2 separate regions of the Homo sapiens genome follow, and region 2 is linked to region 1. A link is a loop called in an ENCODE intact Hi-C map of the cell type or tissue named here. Cell type or tissue: heart right ventricle. All regions are shown on one strand. Links, peaks and the distances in the headings refer to the core of each region. The heading gives the core; the rest is flanking DNA.

What was found. Hi-C counts contacts between places; a loop is a spot of excess contacts. Peaks named below come from ENCODE experiments on the same cell type or tissue, not always from the same donor. Only the 100,000 strongest peaks of a DNase experiment are listed, where the experiment ranks them.
Region 2: it touches region 1 in a loop (1.9-fold over the local background); 35 of 110 quality-filtered maps call a loop at or near these places.

Annotation. Positions count from the first base shown.
Region 1 is chr17:40,033,002-40,043,178 of GRCh38, forward strand. MED24 (mediator complex subunit 24) reads right to left here. Exons shown (of 26, transcript NM_014815.4): 4 at 3,115-3,153; 5 at 2,721-2,794; 6 at 2,116-2,348; 7 at 344-455; 8 at 55-205. Among named protein-coding and RNA genes, the nearest start is that of SNORD124, 10 kb to the left of the region's middle. RefSeq lists an enhancer at 2,601-3,468. In heart right ventricle, for the core only: CTCF peaks have their summits at 2,285 (motif pointing right) and 6,062 (motif pointing right); a DNase peak (open chromatin) is centred at 6,010; H3K27ac peaks cover 1,672 bases.
Region 2 is chr17:40,081,567-40,090,499 of GRCh38, forward strand. THRA (thyroid hormone receptor alpha) reads left to right here. Exons shown (of 9, transcript NM_199334.5): 5 at 2,269-2,416; 6 at 3,044-3,249; 7 at 5,141-5,287; 8 at 6,676-6,934; 9 at 7,640-8,933. The coding sequence ends at 7,890. Among named protein-coding and RNA genes, the nearest start is that of NR1D1, 15 kb to the right of the region's middle. In heart right ventricle, for the core only: a CTCF peak has its summit at 5,079 (motif pointing left); a DNase peak (open chromatin) is centred at 8,833; H3K27ac peaks cover 2,674 bases.

The DNA.
Region 1 (10,177 bases), core at 1,083-9,082:
CCCCCAACAGGCTGGCCTGCCTTGGAGAAGGGAGAGCCACTCGGCCCCTCCCACCTGCATGCGCTTCACCATCGTCAGCTGCTCCACCAGGGACTGCGTCTCGCCTGTCAGGTTCATGGTGCCCTCGAGCAGGATCACGGCGTGGACAGTGGGGAAGCCGGTCTTGTGCATCTGCTCCGCATGCACAGACAGCATCGTGGGGATGCTGAGGGGTCACAAACACAGGGGACGGTGTTTGGGGGGCCAAAGGTGAAGGCGGAGAGGATGGCACGGGTGCCACATCTTCCTACCCCAGGGCGTGTCCTCCCTCTCCCTTCTCCACCATCCCCCAGGGAGCCGGTACCTCCTAATGAGGGTGCCACACTGCTCGGCCTGACTCCGGAGCTGCGGGTTGCTGAGATTGGCCAGGATCTCTCCAAGTTTCAAGAGAGAATGCTCGATGGCAGTCCAAGAAGCTGGCAGAGGGAAGGAAGTACAGAAACATGATGGGAAACAGGAGAGAAGGAGCACCTGGCCCTGAACTCCTCGATTTTGGCACTCCCTCCGGCACACGAAACCACACAGGAAGGCTTCCCCTGAGGACAACAGGGAGGGAGGGGCCTGAGGGCAGCATGCACTGTTTCCAGAAGGGGGGTGGGCACCTAGAGCTGGAAACCCCAGAGACCATTCCCAAAAGCCTGATTTCCAGGGGACACAGCCAGCTGACTTCAGAAGGTATGGCATCACACAGGCTCAGGAGAGAGAGGCAGAGGGAGGCCAGAATCCAGTGGCTGGAACAGGGAGGGCGGCCACAAATCACTCGAGGAGTGAGCGGATCCCAAAGTCCAGTCTTGCAGAGGCTGTCACTCTCCTCTGGGGGAACTGGGTCCCTAAATGGCTTTCTCATTCTCAACCACTCCCTCATCTAGGCATTGCGTTTGCTGCCCTCCCCTGCTGAAGGCCTCTTACACACTCTCTCTCAAACTCCCACCATGCTCTAAGCTTCTGTTCAAGCCCCAGTTCCTTTAGCAACTCACCCGACTGGTCTAACTCACTGTTCTCTCCTTAATGCCCACACTCATGGTCTAAGCCATATTGGTTAGCACTGAACTATAAGTTACTTATCCTAGTTACAATTCCAGAGGGTCAAATGATGAATAATGGCACCAACTAGCCCATTAACCTCCATGGAGCATAAAAGGGGGAAAAAAAGACAAGACCTGAGATCCATTAAAATTCAGTATTCATCCGATTTTCAGCCAATAAACATTTATCAAGGGCCCAAGGTAGGGAAGAGGCTGTCAACACAGTCCATTTTTATATAAAGATTGTCTTTTTGGACTTTTCACAGGCAGTAAAACATACTTGGGGAAGAAATAAATATACTAGTCCTAAAACAAGCTCTCCAACCAGGTCCTGAAGCCTCGAGAGTAGCCCATTCTAGCATTCTTGTTCCTGGAGAACAAGAGACCTGTAGGTGGTCCCAAGCCACTTGGGCTTCAAGGAGCAAGACTATGGCCTTAGGACCCCATTGCTGGAAATACTGGCATCTTCCCTCCCGCCAGGTGATCTGTCTGTTCTCAGGCTCTGGAAAGTACCCAAACTTAACATCTGAACTTGAGTCAAGAGGCATATGGTACAACAGGCCCAACAGCAGACAGGCACTGTGTTAAAAGGGGCATTTTAGGTAACATTCAAATACAAGAGTCATCTGCTTCCAAGCGATGAGTAACATGGAGACAAACACAATAATGGACACTGTGCTTGTCTTGTCCTCTAGTTTTTTCCTCGTCTGTGATGTACTAGTCTTGCTACCCACTAGCAGCTATGCTTGATGAGGGCAGGGACCCTGCCACATGCTCCTTTGGTAGCCCCCCACCCCCCACCCCCAGCACCTAGCACAGTGCTGGGTATACAACAATGCTCAGTAAATACCTGTTGGTTGATTGGCTCGGGTGCCACCCTGCCCAAGTCCCTGGGATGTGTGCAATGCTTATGGGGAGAAAAAAAAGGAAGTGGGATGGTTTCAGATCCTCCTGGAAAGAGGTGGGATGGCATCCTGCCTCTCCCTTCTCAATTAAAGGACCGGCTATGGGAGCAGCGGCAGGTGGGGCTCAGGGGAATCAAGGGACATACAGGCCTCCTCTAGTTTGGCGATGTGCAGCAGGGCCCGGTTCTTGGTGCTGCTGAGGGTTTTCTCCAGGCGCTGAAGGCACATGGCAAGCTGCTTCTCCCCAGCGGCTGGAGTGCCGGCCTCCAGCCCCTCCCGCAGCCGCTCTGCAGAGGCTGCCGTGCAGCGCAGCAGCCAGTGGAGGGCGCTAAGAAGGGCTCGGCACAGTCCGATGCATTCCTCTGCTTTGCCGTGACAGCTACAGGGAAGGATGCAAAATCAGACTCTGTTCTTCCAATGGCTGAAATCCGACCCACATCAATGTTCCCCAGAGTCCCTGGCACTCCCCTACTAGGGACTAGGGCTGAGAAGCTAGCAAAGTCCTGGGGAAGATGCTTAGCCCCTTTGGCTCCTACTGGACAAGATTTCAAATGAGCTACTCCAGACAGAGAGGAGGCACTCTGTCCTAAGGGAGTAAGAAAAGGAGGGCACAGGTAAGTGTAGATGGGCAGGTGGGGAGAAAAAACGTTGGAACCCGGAGTTGGTCTCGGTCTGTGTGCTAGGAGCTGCACCTCTGCACAAAGACAAGGCTGGAACATTGTATTGTGAGCCCCCTTACCCCTGCCCTTACCTCAGACGGTCACAAAACATGTCCATGATGTCCAGCAATGCCTGGACACACAGGTCCCGAGAAAAGTCATCAAACTGTGGAAAGGACAGTGGAGATGCTACGGAATGCCTCCATCCACCCCCAGGTCTCACATGAGGCAGACGGTGCATTCAGGACTCCTGCTCCTCTCTCCTCCAACCCTGGGTTCCAGACTCAGCATCCTCAACACTGGACATTGGCTCCCAAGCACCAGCCCCTACTTGCCAGGATCCCCCTCCCATGGAAGTCCAGCAATGCCAGCCAGAGGCATCATGTGCTGCCTATCCAGCCTCACGGGTCACAGCATCAGGGCCGTCAAGGAGGCGGGGCCTTGTCTGTCATCCCCAATCTAGCTCCTGAGTGTCTATGGTCATACCTTACTGATGGCTGTGAGGACAGAAGAGTAGGACACCATCTGGAGAGAAGGAAGAAAGATAATCTTTAGACAACTAGTCTCCCACAGTTGAGAGGAACAAACACTGATGCTTCAAGTTGCTGCAGCTCTCCTGAACCTCAACCCCTTCCACAGGCCCTCTTCAACCCAAGCAAGGAGAGGCAGTGTCACTGTGCACTGCCCTGTTCCTGCCTCTGTCAGACTTACTGCAAATGGTATCAGCATAAGCCCATCAAGAAGATGATTCTGGGGATGCTCAAAGGCTCCATGTTTCAGGCCGAGCATGGTGGCTCATGCCTGTAATCCCAAAACTTTGGGAGGCCGAGGCGGGCGGATCACGAGGTGAGGAGTTTGAGACCATCCCGCCCAACATGGTGAAACCCCGTCTCTACTAAAAATTAAAAATTAGCTGGGTGTGGTGGTGCGTGCCTATAATCCCAGCTACTCAGGAGGCTGAGGTAGGAGAATCGCTTGAATCAGGGAGTTGGAGGTTGCAGTGAGCCGAGATTGTGCCACTGCAGTCCAGACTGGGAGCAGAGCGAGACTCTGTCTCAAAAAAAAAAAAAAAAAAAAGCGCCTGCTACTCACTGTCCTCAATAAGCATGGGTTAACTGACGGCTAGTGGGCAGAAGCATGGGCAAGAGTGAAGCCATGTCACTGTATTCCTACAGCTTCCGGCAAGAACAGAGGTTTTAATGGGTAAGAACTAGAGACAAACAAACATTTCCTGCACTGAGCAGGTAGTACCTGCACCTTGAAACAGGGAGTGGCTGGGCGTGGTGGCTCACGTTTGTAATCCCAGTACTTTGGGAGGCTGAGGCAGGATTACCTGAGGTCAGGAGTTCAAGACTAGCCTGGCCAACATGGTGAAACCCTGTCTCTACTAAAAATACAAAAATTAGCTGGGCCTGGTGGCCTATGCCTGTAATCTCAGCTACTTGGGAGGCTGAGGCAGGAGAGCTGCTTGAGCCTGGGAGACGGATGTTGCAGTGAGACGAAATCTTGCCACCGCACTCTAACCTGGGTGACAGAGTGAGACTCTGTCAAAAGAAAAGAAAGGGAGGGAGAGAGAGAGAAAGAGGGAAGGAAGGAAGGAAGGAAGGAAAGAAGGAAAGAAGGAAAGAGTAAGTTTTACTGTACAAACTCTTATTTGTTCTCCAGAACTTACTCCCTAGGACCCATCCAGGACACCTTCCCTGATCAACCCCAACCTCCCCCACAAAGCTGAAACCCTTCCTCTGTGCTCCAAGTAATCACCTAAGGCTCATCATTACACGGCGGGTGCCTGCAGTCCCCACTAAATTAGAAGCTCCTTGAGGACAAGGATGCTTTTACTCAGTGACCACCACAAACTTGATGTTTGTAGAATGAATAAATAAAAACACCTTTAGCTCAGCATGTCTCAAAGTAGCTTCCAAAGCTGCCCTACCCAATACACAAGTCACTAGCCCCATATGGTTATTTAAATTTAAATTAATTAAAGTTAAATAAAATTTGGCCAGGTGTGGTGGCTCACGCCTGTAATCCCAGCACTTTGGGAGGCCAAGGCGGGAGGATCATGAGGTCAAGAGATCAAGACCATCCTGGCTGACACGGTGAAACCCCGTCTCTACTAATAATACAAAAAATTAGCCGGGCATGGTGGCGGGTGCCTATAGTCCCAGCTACTAGGGAGGCTGAGGCAGGAGAATGGCGTGAACCCGGGAGGCAGAGCTTGCAGTGAGCCGAGATTGCGCCACTGCACTCCAGTGTGGGCGACAGAGCTAGACTCTGTCTCAAAAAAAAAAAAAAAGAAATGTCACACACATACCCTGAGCTTGTGTGTGACATAAATTTGAGAAACACTGGATTAAACATATAACGAGAACTTTACCACAGAACTTCTCGGAACCATGATATACTCGTATACAATGAGAATCTCTAAGAAGACTGACGATAAAACAAAGCAATATCCTTTAAACTTACTTGACCAAGGAATTTCATGTACCCAGTATTTCCAAAATACATTTTGGGAAATTCTACCTGAACAGTAAGTTCCCAGAGGACAGAGATGGTATTGAATTTATATCTGTTTCTCTAGCATCCAGCCCAAGAACTGATACACAATAGGTCCTCAGGAAGTTTTTATTGCTTTGAACAGATGAATTCTACTAACTAGTTGCCTTCTGGAAAAATCTTACCTTAAAATAAATTTCTGTTAGTAAAACCTATTCATCACCATCATAAGACTGGATATCTAGTTCAGCTGTCTCTGCTGGAGGAGTGGAAGCCTCCAAAGATTTAAGAAGAAAGCTGTCGGCCGGGTGCAGTCGCTCACGCCTGTAATCCCAGAACTTTGGGAGGCCAAGGAGGGTGGATCACGGGGTCAAGAGATCAAGACCATCCTGGCCAACATGGTGAAACCCCGTCTCTGCTAAAAATACAAAAACTAGCCGGGCGTGGTGGCGCATGCCTGTAATCCCAGCTACTCAGGAGGCTGAGGCAGGAGAATCGCTTGAACCCAGGAGGCAGTGGTTGCAGAGAGCCAAGATCGCACCACTGCACTCCAGCCTGATGACAGAGCAAGACTCCATCTCAAAAAAAAAAAAAAAAAGGAGAGGAAGAAAGCCGTCTGCTCAATCACCTGGGTTTGGCAAACTTTCCATCCATGTGCAATTTCCCTCTCACCAAAATACACTGCTCTGTTCAGCCATCTTTCACTAGTACTCCTGGGTGAACAGGAGCAAAACACAGAGGGCTTAAATACCATCAGTGTTCAGAACCACCATACTGTGAGGCCAGGGCTAGTGTCTGATATCCATCAGAAAGCTGGGAGCCTGCCTGGGCAGGATGACCATAACGTTCCGGCGAGCGTTTTGTTTATTTATAACTGATGTCCCCATAGCGAGTGCTTGGCAAAGAAGTGAACCTTGCTGGATACCAACCTGCAGGGGGAGCTGGATGTCCCCACTGAACACTGACCCTCAAATGCCGGGAGAGAAACCCCCAATTATGCATGTTCCGAGGGATGCCATTCGTCAAAATGAATTTATGGTCTTCAAATTCTGAATTCTGTTCAGCAGATTTCTGCTAACTGTATCAATAAAGCACGGCTACTTCAGAGACCCAAAAATGCTTTCTACATGACGAACTGTTTTACACAGCAGGATCTGGCCTATTCAAGTCTTAATCATTCTATCACAGTAGAAGCTCTAAACCACCACAGGCCCCCAGGGCAGGAGACCCTCTGTGTGGCCACCATGCTTGTGGCTAGCCCCACCTGACCCTGCAGCTGCTCTCAAATCCTCTCTGCTCTTCTGAATATTCAACACCCCAACTACTCCTAAGTGCCCTCTACTCGCATAACATTGGGCCAAAGAGCCTCTTGACTCTGAAGGAAGAATAAATTACTAATTTTGCACAGCACTTGAGAGGGCACAAAGGTCTTTCATATCTATTTACTTCTGTTACTTCAGCCTCTTTCTCTTTCTTCCCTTTCCCATCAGTGTTTATACATCTCAAGACTCTTCTATTGGTCTGTTTGTTGTTTGAGACAGGGTCTCGCTCTGTCACCCAGGCTGGAGTGCAGTGGTGCTCCCGGATTCAAGCAATCCTCCCACCTCAGCCTCCTAAGTAGCTGGGACTACAGGTGCACACCACCATGCTTAATTTTTTTTTTTTTTTTTTTTGAGATGGAGTCTTGCTCTCTCGCCCAGGCTGGAGTGCAGCGGCGAGATCTCAGCTCACTGCAAGCTCTGCCTCCCGAGTTCACACCATTCTCCTGCCTCAGCCTCCCGAGTAGCTGGGACTACAGGCACCCACCACCACGCCCGGCTAATTTTTTGTATTCTTAGTAGAAGCGGGGTTTCACCATGTTAGCCAGGATGGTCACGATCTCCTGACCTCGTGATCTGCCCACCTCGGCCTCCCAAAGTGCTGGGATTACAGGTGTGAGCCACCATGCCAGGCTAATTTTCTTTTTTTGAGACAGAGTCTCACTCTGTTGCCCAGGCTGGAGTGCAGTGGCACAATCTCGGCTCACTGCAACCTCTGCCTCCTGGGTTCAAGCGATTCTTCTGCCTCAGCCTCCCGAGTAGCTGGGACTACAGGCACGCGCCACCATGCCCGGCTAATTTTGGTATTTTTAGTAGAGATGGAGTTTCACTCTGTTGGCCAGGCTGGTCTCGAACTCCTGACCTCATGATCCACCTGCCTCGGCCTCCCAAAGTGCTGGGATTACAAGCGTGAGCCACTGTGCCCAGCTGCCTGACTTTCGTATTTTTTGCAGAGATGGGGTTTTGCCGTGTTGTCAAGGGTGGTCTCAAATTCCTGGTCAAGTGAGTTGCCCACCCACACTGGCCTCCCAAATTCCTGGGATTACAGGTATGAGCCTGGCCTAGATTCTTCTATTTTTAAAAGAGTTTCCTATAGACCCCACACTTCCATTTAACCACCACCCCATCTCTGCTACTCTTCACACATATAAAAGTTTTTTTTTTTAATTTTATTTTCTTTTTTTTTTTTGAGACAGATTCTCACTCTGTTGCCCAGGCTGGAGTGCAGTAGCGCGATCTCGGCTCACTGCAACCTCCACCTCCCAGGTTCAAGCAATTCTCCTGCCTCAGCCACCTGAGTAGCTGGGATTACAGGCATGCACCACCACATCCAGCTTATTTTTGTATTAGTAGAGACAGAGTTTCGCCATGTTGGCCAGGCTGGTCTTGAACTCCTGACCTCATGATCCACTCCCTTGGCCTCCCAAAGTGCTGGGATTACAGGTGTGAGCCACTGAACCCGGCCTTTTTAATTTTACTTTTTTAGTAGAGATAGGGTCTATGTTGTCTAGGCTGGGCTCAAACTCCTGGCCTCAAGTGATCCTCCTACCTCGGCCTCAAAAAGTGCTGGGATTACAGGTGTGAGCCACCACGCCCGGACAACATAAGAGTCTTCTACACTCCCTGGCTCTACCTGCACACCTTCCATTGACTATTCAACGCACTCCAATCACTTCTGTCCTGACCACTCTATGAATCTTCTCATTAAGGTCATTGACAAACTCTTCATGTTAAACCTAATGGATCCTTCTCTGTTCTGATCTTACCTGACTTCCCAGCAGCATCTGACCCCTTGAAACATTCCCTCACCCCTCAATCCTCTCTTGGCTTTTCTTGATAACACTCTCACTTTTCTTCCCTACTCTCTGGCCCCTTCTCTTCAGACTCCTATGAGGAATTATCCTCCTAAGTGTGTTCCTTAAATGAGATTGGTTCCTCAGGAAGTTGGGTTTAGTCACTTCTTTGCTCACTCTCCCTGCTGTCTCTGCACAATCTCATCCATGCCCATAGCTTTGATTACCATCAGTAGCTGGTGACTTCTAAACCAAAAGCTCCAGTCTAGAACTCTCCTTTTGAGTACCAGACACGTATGTTCAACTGCCTACCGAGTATCCTCTTTTTGATACCCCACAGTCTTCTTAAATTTAAAAGGCCAAGATCAAACATGTATCCTCACCCACATCCCAACCCTACTCTGCTCTTCCACTGTCTCATGATCCATCAGCTATCTAATGTCCAAACCAGAAACCTAAGCGTTATCCTTGACCCCTTCTCCTCTCTCACTCTGCTCGTCCCATTAATCAAATTGTTTCAATGCCACTTCCTAAACTGTTCTTAAATTCATCATTTTTTTCTGCTGCCACTTCCCAATTTTGTGCTAGTATCATTTCTCGCCTGAATTACAGCAAGAGCCTAAATCAGGGGTTGGAAAACTACAGTCTGCAAGTCCAATTTGGCTCATCACTATTTTTCTTAATCAAATTTTATTAGAACACAGCTATACCCATTTGTTTACAGATGGGCTATACCTATTTTTGAGCTGTAATGACAGAATAGTGATGAGAGAGACCATTCAGTCTGCAAAGCTGAAAATACTTACTATCTGGGTCCTTTAAAGACAAAATATGCCAGACTCAATGATATCCCCATCTTCTGTCTTACCTCCCTCCAACTCGTTCTTCAAACTATAACCAGAGTGATCTTTTTAAAATTAATCCACAAATGTCCCTAATTAATCTACAAAGTCAAGGAAATCTGGATTAAAATATAATAGGATTTTTATGGTAACTTAACGAATTGATTCTAAAATTTGTCTGGAAATGAAATGTCTGAAAACAGCCAAAAAAATTTTGAAAAATAAAGAAACTAAGTGAAGATTTGTCCACCAAGGTATCAAAACATACTATAAAGCTCTAATAAAGTTCTGGTGCAACAAAAGAGAAAGAGGCCGGGCGCAGTGGCTCACGCCTGTAATCCCAGCACTTTCGGAGGCTGAGACAGATGGATTATGAGGTCGGGAGTTCAAGACCAGCCTGGCCAAGATGGTGAAACCCCATCTCTACTAAAAATACAAAAATTAGCTGTGCGTGGTGGTGGGCATCTATAATCCCAGCTACTTGGGAGGCTGAGGCAGAGAATTGCTTGATGCTTGAACCCAGGAGGAGGAGGTTGCACTGAGCCGAGATCGCACCACTGCACTCCAGCCTGGAAGACAGAGTGATACTCCGTCTCAAAAAAAACAGAGAAAGATACCAATGAAATATACTAGGGTGTCAAAAAATGGACCCTTGTGTACAAGAGAATTTAAAATTTAAGATATGACAAAGAATGGCCTATTCAATAAAGACAGTTGAGCCATTATCCATCTATTTGAACAAATAATAAATGTGGATCCCATCCTCATACCACAATAAATTCTAAATGGATCAAACAAAGTAAATACAAAAAATAAAAGTCCAGTGTTGGCAGAAATTAGAGAATATATTTTTCATTTTATTACGTATGTATGTATTTATTTATTTTGAGATAGGATCTCACTCTGTCACACAGGCTAAAGTGCAGTGATGTGATCTCAGCTCACCGCAAGTGCGCCTCCGCGGTTCAAAGGATTCTGCTGCCTCAGCCTCCCGAGTAGCTGGGATTACAGATGTGCGCCACCATCAGCTAATTTTTACATTTTTAGTAGAGACAGGGTTTCACCATGTTGGCCAGACTAGTCTTGAACTCCTAAC
Region 2 (8,933 bases), core at 934-8,933, 48 kb after region 1:
AGCAAGGCTTATGTTTACTAAGTGACTGACACATTGTAAACATGAAAAAATACTAATTCTTCATATTATTGCAATCATCTTGAGTTTTGAGGTGTTTCCTTTAAAATAAAGGCGAGGCTGGGTGCGGTGGCTCACGCCTGTAATCCCAGCACTTTGGGAGGCCGAGGTGGGCAGATCACCTGAGGTCAGGAGTTCGAGACCAGCCTGGCCAACATGGTGAAACCCCATCTCTATAAAAATACAAAAATTAGCCGGGCGTAATGGTGGGCACCTGTAGTCCCAGCTACTCGGGAGGCTGAGGCAGGAGAATTGCTTGTACCTGGGAGGTGGAGGTTGCAGTAAGCTGAGATCACACCACTGCACTCCAGCCTGGGTGACAGAGTGAAACTTCATCTCAAAAAGAAAAAAAAAATTAAATTAAAAAAATAAAATAAAGGTGAATCCCAATGTAGAGAATTGAAATTTTTCTCTTCCCCTACTAGAGTTCATACTCAGTCCCTTTCCTTGACTTTTTTGGTTCCCCTGTTTTATGAATTCCACCTGCATGGACAACAGGCAACATATATGAGAATGGTTTTTGGGTCAGTGTTGTTTTTAAAGTCATTTAGCAAAATGGAAAATGAGGTTTTACTTGGATTTCCTTTTTTTTTTTTTTTTTTTTTTTTGAGACAGAGTTTTGCTCTTGTTGCCCAGACTAGAGTGCAATGGCACAATCTTGGCTCACCGCAACCTCTGCTTCCTGGGTTCAAGCAATTCTTCTGCCTCAGCCTCCCAAGTAGCTGGGATTACAGGCATGTGCCACCATTCCCGGCTAATTTTTTCTTTTTTTTTTCTTTTTTGAGATGAAGTCTCACTCTTGTCACCCAGGCTGGAGTGCAATGCGAGCTCCACCTCCTGGGTTCAAGCGATTCTCCTGCCTCAGCCTCCCGAGTAGCTGGGATTACAGGGGCAGGCCCAGCTAATTTTTATATTTTTAGTAGAGATGGGGTTTCACCATGTTGGCCAGGCTGGTCTTGAACTCCTGACTTCAGGCAGTCTGCCCGCCTGGGCCTCCCAAAGTGCTGGGATTACAGGCATGAGCCACCGCGCCCGGCCAAGGGGTGGACCCCGCCGTGGTTCCACCGCGGCTCAAACCTAGGACCTTCTGCATGTAAAGCAGATGTGATAACTGCTACACTATAGAATCGCATGCTTTTTTTTTTTTTTTTTTTTTTTTTTGAGATGGAGTCTCATTCTGTCACCCAGGCTGGAATGCAGTGGCGCGATCTTGGCTCACTGCAACCTCTGTGTCCTGGGTTCAAGCAATTCTCTGCCTCAGCCTCCTGAGTAGCTGGGATTACAGGCGCCCACCACCACGCCCGGGTAATTTTTTTTTTTTTTATACGGAGTCTTGCTCTGTCACCCAGCCTGGAGTGCAGTGGCGCGATCTTGGCTCGTGGCAAGCTCCACCTCCTGGGTTCACGCCATTCTCCTGCCTCAGCCTCCCGAGTAGCTGGGACTACAGCGCCCACCACCATGCCCGGCTATTTTTTTTGTATTTTTAGTAGAGACAGGGTTTCACCGTGTTAGCCAGGATGGTCTCGATCTCCTGACCTTGTGATCCGCCTGCCTCAGCCTCCCAAAGTGCTGGGATTACAGGCATAAGCCACCGCGCCCGGCCTACGCCCAATTTTTATACTTTTAGTAGAGACAGGGTTTCACCATGTTGGCCAGGGTGATCTTGAACTCCTGACCTCATGATTCATCCGCCTTGGCCTCCCAAAGTTCTGGGATTATAGGCATGAGCCACTGCACCCAACCTCATGCCCGGCTAATTTTCTATTTTTAGTAGAGACAGGGTTTCTTCATGTTGGTCAGGCTGGTCTCGAACTCCCGACCTCAGTTGATCTGCCCACCTCGGCCTCCCAAAGTGTTGGGATTACATGCGTGCGCCACCGCGCCCGGCGACTTGGATTTCCAAAGCTGCTATTCCTTAAGGCCTCACATTATCCCAGGTTCAAAGCTGCCTGCTCTAGACATCATTCCTGCCTCTGCCACAAACACTACCCAGACACCCCCAACCCCTCAGCAGCCTGGGGGCTGAGGGCATATATTTCTCAGGTCCTTGAGCCTAGTAATCTTGGGCTCATGGTGTCAGGAGGATGCCAGGTCCCCTCACTGATCTTGCCTTCCTTGCTCTCCACCCCTGACCCCTAGTAAACTGCATGGTTGGTTCAGGAAGGGGAAGCCATGTCATGATCACAGCCTGCTCCATCTCCCCCACCCCAGGGCTTCTTTCGCCGCACAATCCAGAAGAACCTCCATCCCACCTATTCCTGCAAATATGACAGCTGCTGTGTCATTGACAAGATCACCCGCAATCAGTGCCAGCTGTGCCGCTTCAAGAAGTGCATCGCCGTGGGCATGGCCATGGACTGTAAGGGGCCCAGGTGGAGGGAATAGAGCCAGGTGGCCTGGGGTGGGGATGAGTTCTGGGAGGGCAGCTTCCTTCCAGGGTACCCTCAGAGCCCACAGGGCAGAGTGGCAATCCAGTCTAGGTCAGAATGTTCAGTGTCTTGGTCCTTGCTGTCCTCCTTCCTGCGCAAAAGGAAACAGGATCCCTGTGTGGGCCCCAATGCCTACCTGCCTTACAACACTCGAGGGCCTTAGAGAGGGAGTCGTTTGGTAGAAAGAGCTCCTGGGCACCCACTCTAGCACACTGTTCTTGACTCCCAGCGAAGGCACCCCACTTCTAGATGAGACAGGGCATCTTCCATTGGCTGGGGATTGGGTGGCAGGATATTCGAGTAACCACCGTCACCATAATCCGTTAGACCAGAACATGATATTCATCTGGATCAGCCCAAACTGTTGTTGACATGGTCCCGGGGATTAATCATGATCCGGGTTGTGCTGCCCAACTGCTAGGTGATTTGGGAAGTCATTTAGCCTCCATGGCCCTCGGTTTCTCCAACCTGTACTCTAGGAAGAGTAGTTTCCGGGAGCATTATGGAAAGGGGATGGAGGGTGCCATGCGTTAGACCTTGTGCCTCTCTGTTCACAGTGGTTCTAGATGACTCGAAGCGGGTGGCCAAGCGTAAGCTGATTGAGCAGAACCGGGAGCGGCGGCGGAAGGAGGAGATGATCCGATCACTGCAGCAGCGACCAGAGCCCACTCCTGAAGAGTGGGATCTGATCCACATTGCCACAGAGGCCCATCGCAGCACCAATGCCCAGGGCAGCCATTGGAAACAGAGGCGGAAATTCCTGGTAAGGAGAAAGGGGGCATGGGGAGAGCAGTAGCCAGGTGGCAGGGAGAAGAGAGTGAGCTCGGAGTCTTGCCTCCTCCAGGAAGTCTTCTTAGTGTAATCCAACCCAAAATACATACTCTTCACACTTTTGCTGTCCAGATTTTATACACTTGTGTTTGTGTCCTTGCTGTCTGGACTGTCTACTCCATCCAACTGGGAGCTCAATGAGGACAGGGCCTTGCCTTCCTCATCGAATTTCCAGGGAGCGGGAGCGACCTTTCTTCTTTTTCCTGCCCTTAGTGACTGGGAGGAGAGGGTAAGGATACAGTTATGTCACAGTATTTTTGAGCACCTGCTGGGTGCCAGGCATTATGTTAGGCCCTGGTCAAGCTAGTTGCTAAGTAAATGATGAGTTTGGGACCAGGTGCAGTGGCTCATGCCTGTAATCCCAGCAATTTGTGAGACCAAGGTGGGAGGATCGCTTGAGCCCAGGAGTTTGAGACCAGTCTGGGTAACATACAGAGATCCCACCTCTATGAATAATTTTTTTTTTTTTTGATACGGAGTCTCACTCTCACCCAGGCTAGAGTGCAGTGGCACGATCTCGGCTCACCGCAACCTCCGCCTCCTGGGTTCAAGCGATTCTCCCGCCTCCGTCTCCCGAGTAGTTGGGATTACAGGCACTGGCCACCATGCCTGGCTAATTTTTGTGTTTTTAGTAGAGACAGGGTTTCACCATGTTGACCAGGCTGGTCTCGAACTCCTGACCTCAAGTGATCCACCCGCCTCGGCCTCCCAAAGTGCTGTGATTACAAGATGTGAGCCACCATGCCCACCCTCTATGAATAATTTTTTTTTTTTTTTGAGTTGGAGTTTCGCTCTTGTTGTCCAGGCTGGAGTGCAGTGGCACAGTCTTGGCTCACCGCAACCTCTACCTCCCGGCTTCAAGCGATTCTCCTGCCTCAGCTTCCCAAATAGCTGGGATTACAGGCGTGCGCCACCACGCCCGGCTAATTTTGTATTTTTAGTAGAGACGGTGTTTCTCCATGTTGGTCAGGCTTGTCTGAACTCGCAACCTCAGGTGATCTGCCTGCCTTGGCCTCCCAAAGTGCTGGGATTACAGGTGTGAGCTACTGCTCCCGGCCTCTCTACGAATAATTTTAAAATTAGCTGGGCATGGGGGTGTGTGCCTGTGGTCCCAGCTACTCGGGAGGCTGAGGCAGGAGGATCCCCTAAGCCTGGGAGGTCGAGGCTGCAGTAAGCCATGATTACACCGCTGCACTCCAGCCCAGGCAACAGAGCAAGACCCTCTCTCAAAAAATATGATCAGTTTGGGAGGAGATGGACAGTTGGCTATACGTGGTGAAGGAAGGCAGAAAACCAGCACCTGGTTCATGGTGGAGCATGCCGGGGGGTGGCACAGTGCACACTGTTAAGGGCACGGGCTCTGATTCCAAGCAGATGTGTAACAGTCACGAGTCAGACTGCCCAAGTTCAAACCCTGGTCCTACCACTTGCTGGTCATATGACTTTAACCTTATTATTTAGCTGCCCCATGCCTCAGTTTCCACATCTGTGAAATGGTGATTATTATAATTATTCCTTTTAGGATTATGGTCAGGATGAAATAAGACATGTAAAACATGTAGCCTGATGCCTGATCATATATTAAGTATTCAGTCATTATAGCTGCTACTACTGTTACTACCGTTGTTATTATTAGCTGACTTGGAGCTCTGGTTCTGGTCTATTCTCTGCTCAAGATGAAGGAAAAGCTTTGGGCCTGGGACTCAGGCACGGGCGGCCCCTCTTCCCCAAGCTGCCTTGGAGCTCCCCCTGGTGGGCAGGGAGCCTCAGTGAGAGGCTGAAAGGGGTCTGCGGCCCCAGCTGACCCCCGTCTTTCTCTCTAGCCCGATGACATTGGCCAGTCACCCATTGTCTCCATGCCGGACGGAGACAAGGTGGACCTGGAAGCCTTCAGCGAGTTTACCAAGATCATCACCCCGGCCATCACCCGTGTGGTGGACTTTGCCAAAAAACTGCCCATGTTCTCCGAGGTGAGTGGCAGAAGTGGGGAGAGATGTGATGCTGTGCTGGAGGGAAACCTGCTCCCCCGGTCACCCAGTACAGGCTCATCTGAGGTTCTCTGGACAAGGAGCAATTCCTGTAGGTCAACATACACAGATAACATACACAGACACACACACACACATGCATACACATACACCCAGCACACAGGCACACATGCAGACACATACACGGACACACACACACACCTAGCATACAGATACGTACACAGACACACATACACACACACATACACCCAGCACACAGACACACACACACCTAGTACACAAACACACACACAGATACATAGAAACACACACAGACATATACACCCAGCACACAGACACACACACACACACAGACACACACCCAGCACACAGGCACACACACACACACACCTAGCACACAGCCACACAGATACATAGACACACACACACAGATACAGACACACACACACACACAGACATATACACCTAGCACACAGACACACAGATACATAGACACACACCTAGCACACAGACACACACACACAGACACACCCAGCACACAGGCACACACACACACACACACCTAGCAGACACACACATAGATACATACAGACACACACACAAACACACAGGCACACACACACAGCATACAGACACACGCCAAGGTCTGGCTGCTCTAAGAAATCAGCCGGCTCCAAGTGCTCCCCTCCACAGCCCCTCATCCTTCAAGTCTATGCGGCCACCCAACTCCAGGCAGCCTGAAAGTTCTCATTTTCCAGAGCACTAGTGCTGGAGACAGGCTGCCCTACTAGCCATGTGACCTGGGGTAAGTTACCTCCATCCCCTGTGCCTCAGTGTTCCCATCTGGAGTGGGCTGGGGATAATGATGGGTGCTAACTCACAGGCATAATTTTTTTTTCTTTTTTGAGACAGATTTTCGTTCTGTCACCCAGGCTGGAGTGCAGTGACGCGATCTGGGCTCACTGCAACCTCCGCCTCCTGAGTTCAAGCAATTCTCCTGCCTTAGCCTCCTGAGTAGCTGGGACTACAGGCATGTGCCACCACGCCCAACTAATTTTGTATTTTTAGTAGAGATGGGTTTCACCATGTATGTTGGCCAGGCTGGTCTCGAACTCCTGACCTCAAGTGATCCACCCGCCTTGGCCTCCCATAGTGCTGGCATTATAGTCGTGAGCCACTGCGCCGGGCCTCACAGGCATAACTGTGAGGCTTAAATGGAATAGGGCATGCACATGGCCCAATACAAGGTCAGCCGTTCAGAGTCCATGGGGGCCTTGCGGGCCTCACGGCTCCCGTAGGACACTCTAGGGGAGACTCAAGGACGCGGGGAGGGGTATGCTGAGTGCTCCTGTGGCCCTGCCGCTCCACAGCTGCCTTGCGAAGACCAGATCATCCTCCTGAAGGGGTGCTGCATGGAGATCATGTCCCTGCGGGCGGCTGTCCGCTACGACCCTGAGAGCGACACCCTGACGCTGAGTGGGGAGATGGCTGTCAAGCGGGAGCAGCTCAAGAATGGCGGCCTGGGCGTAGTCTCCGACGCCATCTTTGAACTGGGCAAGTCACTCTCTGCCTTTAACCTGGATGACACGGAAGTGGCTCTGCTGCAGGCTGTGCTGCTAATGTCAACAGGTACCTGCTGATTAGTCGGGAGGGCTCAGAAGCTTCCAGGGGTCCCAGAGATTGGCTGGACCCTGGGCCTGTTGCTCAACTCCCTCCTGAATCTTCTTCTGGGCTACCTCTCTGTCACCTGGGCCATCCCCTATCCCCTGTTCCTTGCTCTGTCACACACTTCTCACTCGTTCCCCAGGCCCATCCCTTGCCTCCCCATCCCTGCTCTGTGCCTTTTCCTGTCTTTGTCTCCTTCCTTCTCGCTGCCCTGTCCCTCTGTCACTCACATTCCCCTTTGTTCCCCACTCCCCACTTTGTTCTCAGCCACCTTCCATCCCCTCATCCCTCCTCTGTCTCCCAGTCCCATCTCTTACCCCTCAGTCCCCTCCCTAACCCCATCTGCACCCCGCCTCTCTGACCACCAACCTCAGTCCTCCCCACTCCAAGGCTCCTCTCTCTCCCCCAGCCCCCGGCCTGTCCCTCTGTCCTCCTTGCATTGCCCCCTCCCCCCAGTACCCCCCTGCCCCTCTCCACTTCCCAGCTGCCTCCCTCTCCCTGTGCTTCTCCTGTCCACGTCTCTCAGGGGGAGCTTCTCCCCTCCCCTCCCCCAGCCTCTCTGCCTCTATCTCCCCTCTAGTCCTTTCTTCCCACGTCCCCACACCTCACCCTCCCCATCTCCAGGCCTTCGGCCAGCCCCTCGCCCCTCACGCCCCTCTTCCCTCACAGACCGCTCGGGCCTGCTGTGTGTGGACAAGATCGAGAAGAGTCAGGAGGCGTACCTGCTGGCGTTCGAGCACTACGTCAACCACCGCAAACACAACATTCCGCACTTCTGGCCCAAGCTGCTGATGAAGGTGACTGACCTCCGCATGATCGGGGCCTGCCACGCCAGCCGCTTCCTCCACATGAAAGTCGAGTGCCCCACCGAACTCTTCCCCCCACTCTTCCTCGAGGTCTTTGAGGATCAGGAAGTCTAAAGCCTCAGGCGGCCAGAGGGTGTGCGGAGCTGGTGGGGAGGAGCCTGGAGAGAAGGGGCAGAGCTGGGGGCTGAGGGAGACCCCCCCACACCCCTTCTCTCCTTCCTCTCGTCCTTGGATAGATTCAGCTCCCACACACACACCCGCACTGCCCAGGTCCCTCCTCAGACCTCCAGCCCTGGGACAGGGCAAACAACTGAACTTGCTATGGAAAGGACAGTGTGGGAGGCTGGGGGAGCTGTGTCCTGCAGTTCCCAGGACCCCATCCTCTCAGAAGGTAGGGGAAGGGCGGGAGGATTGAGAAGGGACAAGCCACCTTGACCGTAGGGGAAGGAGGAATGTGGGCTGGGGGAAGATGCCCTCAACTCACCCCCTACACACACATGAGAGAGAGCCCCCACCCAGTTCCTTGGCCTAGGTCTCCCCTCCAGGCTGAGGGCCTCTCTACTTCCCCAGATGCCTGGGTGCAAAGAACGGCTTGGCTTGGCTCCTCCTCTGGAGGTTAAAATTTATAGTCATTCTAACTGCACTTTGGAAACCAAGCAAGGGGAGAAGACAAATGAAGAAAAACTAGACAGAGAGAAAAATACAAAAAAGAGAGAGCGAGCGATAGAGAGAGATGATATTAAGTTATTAACTGAGGCTGACCAGAGGGGAGGACCCCCCCTTTACCACCCCATGCACTTTGCGAGCTGCCCCTTCTTCCCCCACATCAGAGAGAAATGCCCCCACACCAGAGCCCCAAGGGTAGGGCTGCCGATCAGAGCTGTGAGTTAACACAACAGGGTCCTGGCCACCCCCCTTGCCATACCCCGCCCTCTGTGCCCCTTTGGCACCCCCCAACCCTAGTATGTCCTCTGCTTTCTGCCACTCGTGCCCGCTGAGTTCCATCTACCTCTCATGCTGGATGCCAGCTGGCCCCTCACCAGCCTGCCCTGCTGCCCACACAGCTCCCCTTTAAGTGCCCAGCCCTAGGGGCCTCTCCCCATCCACCTCCTCCTTCCACACCTTGGCACCCACCCAGGAAAAAACTGTGGCTCCAA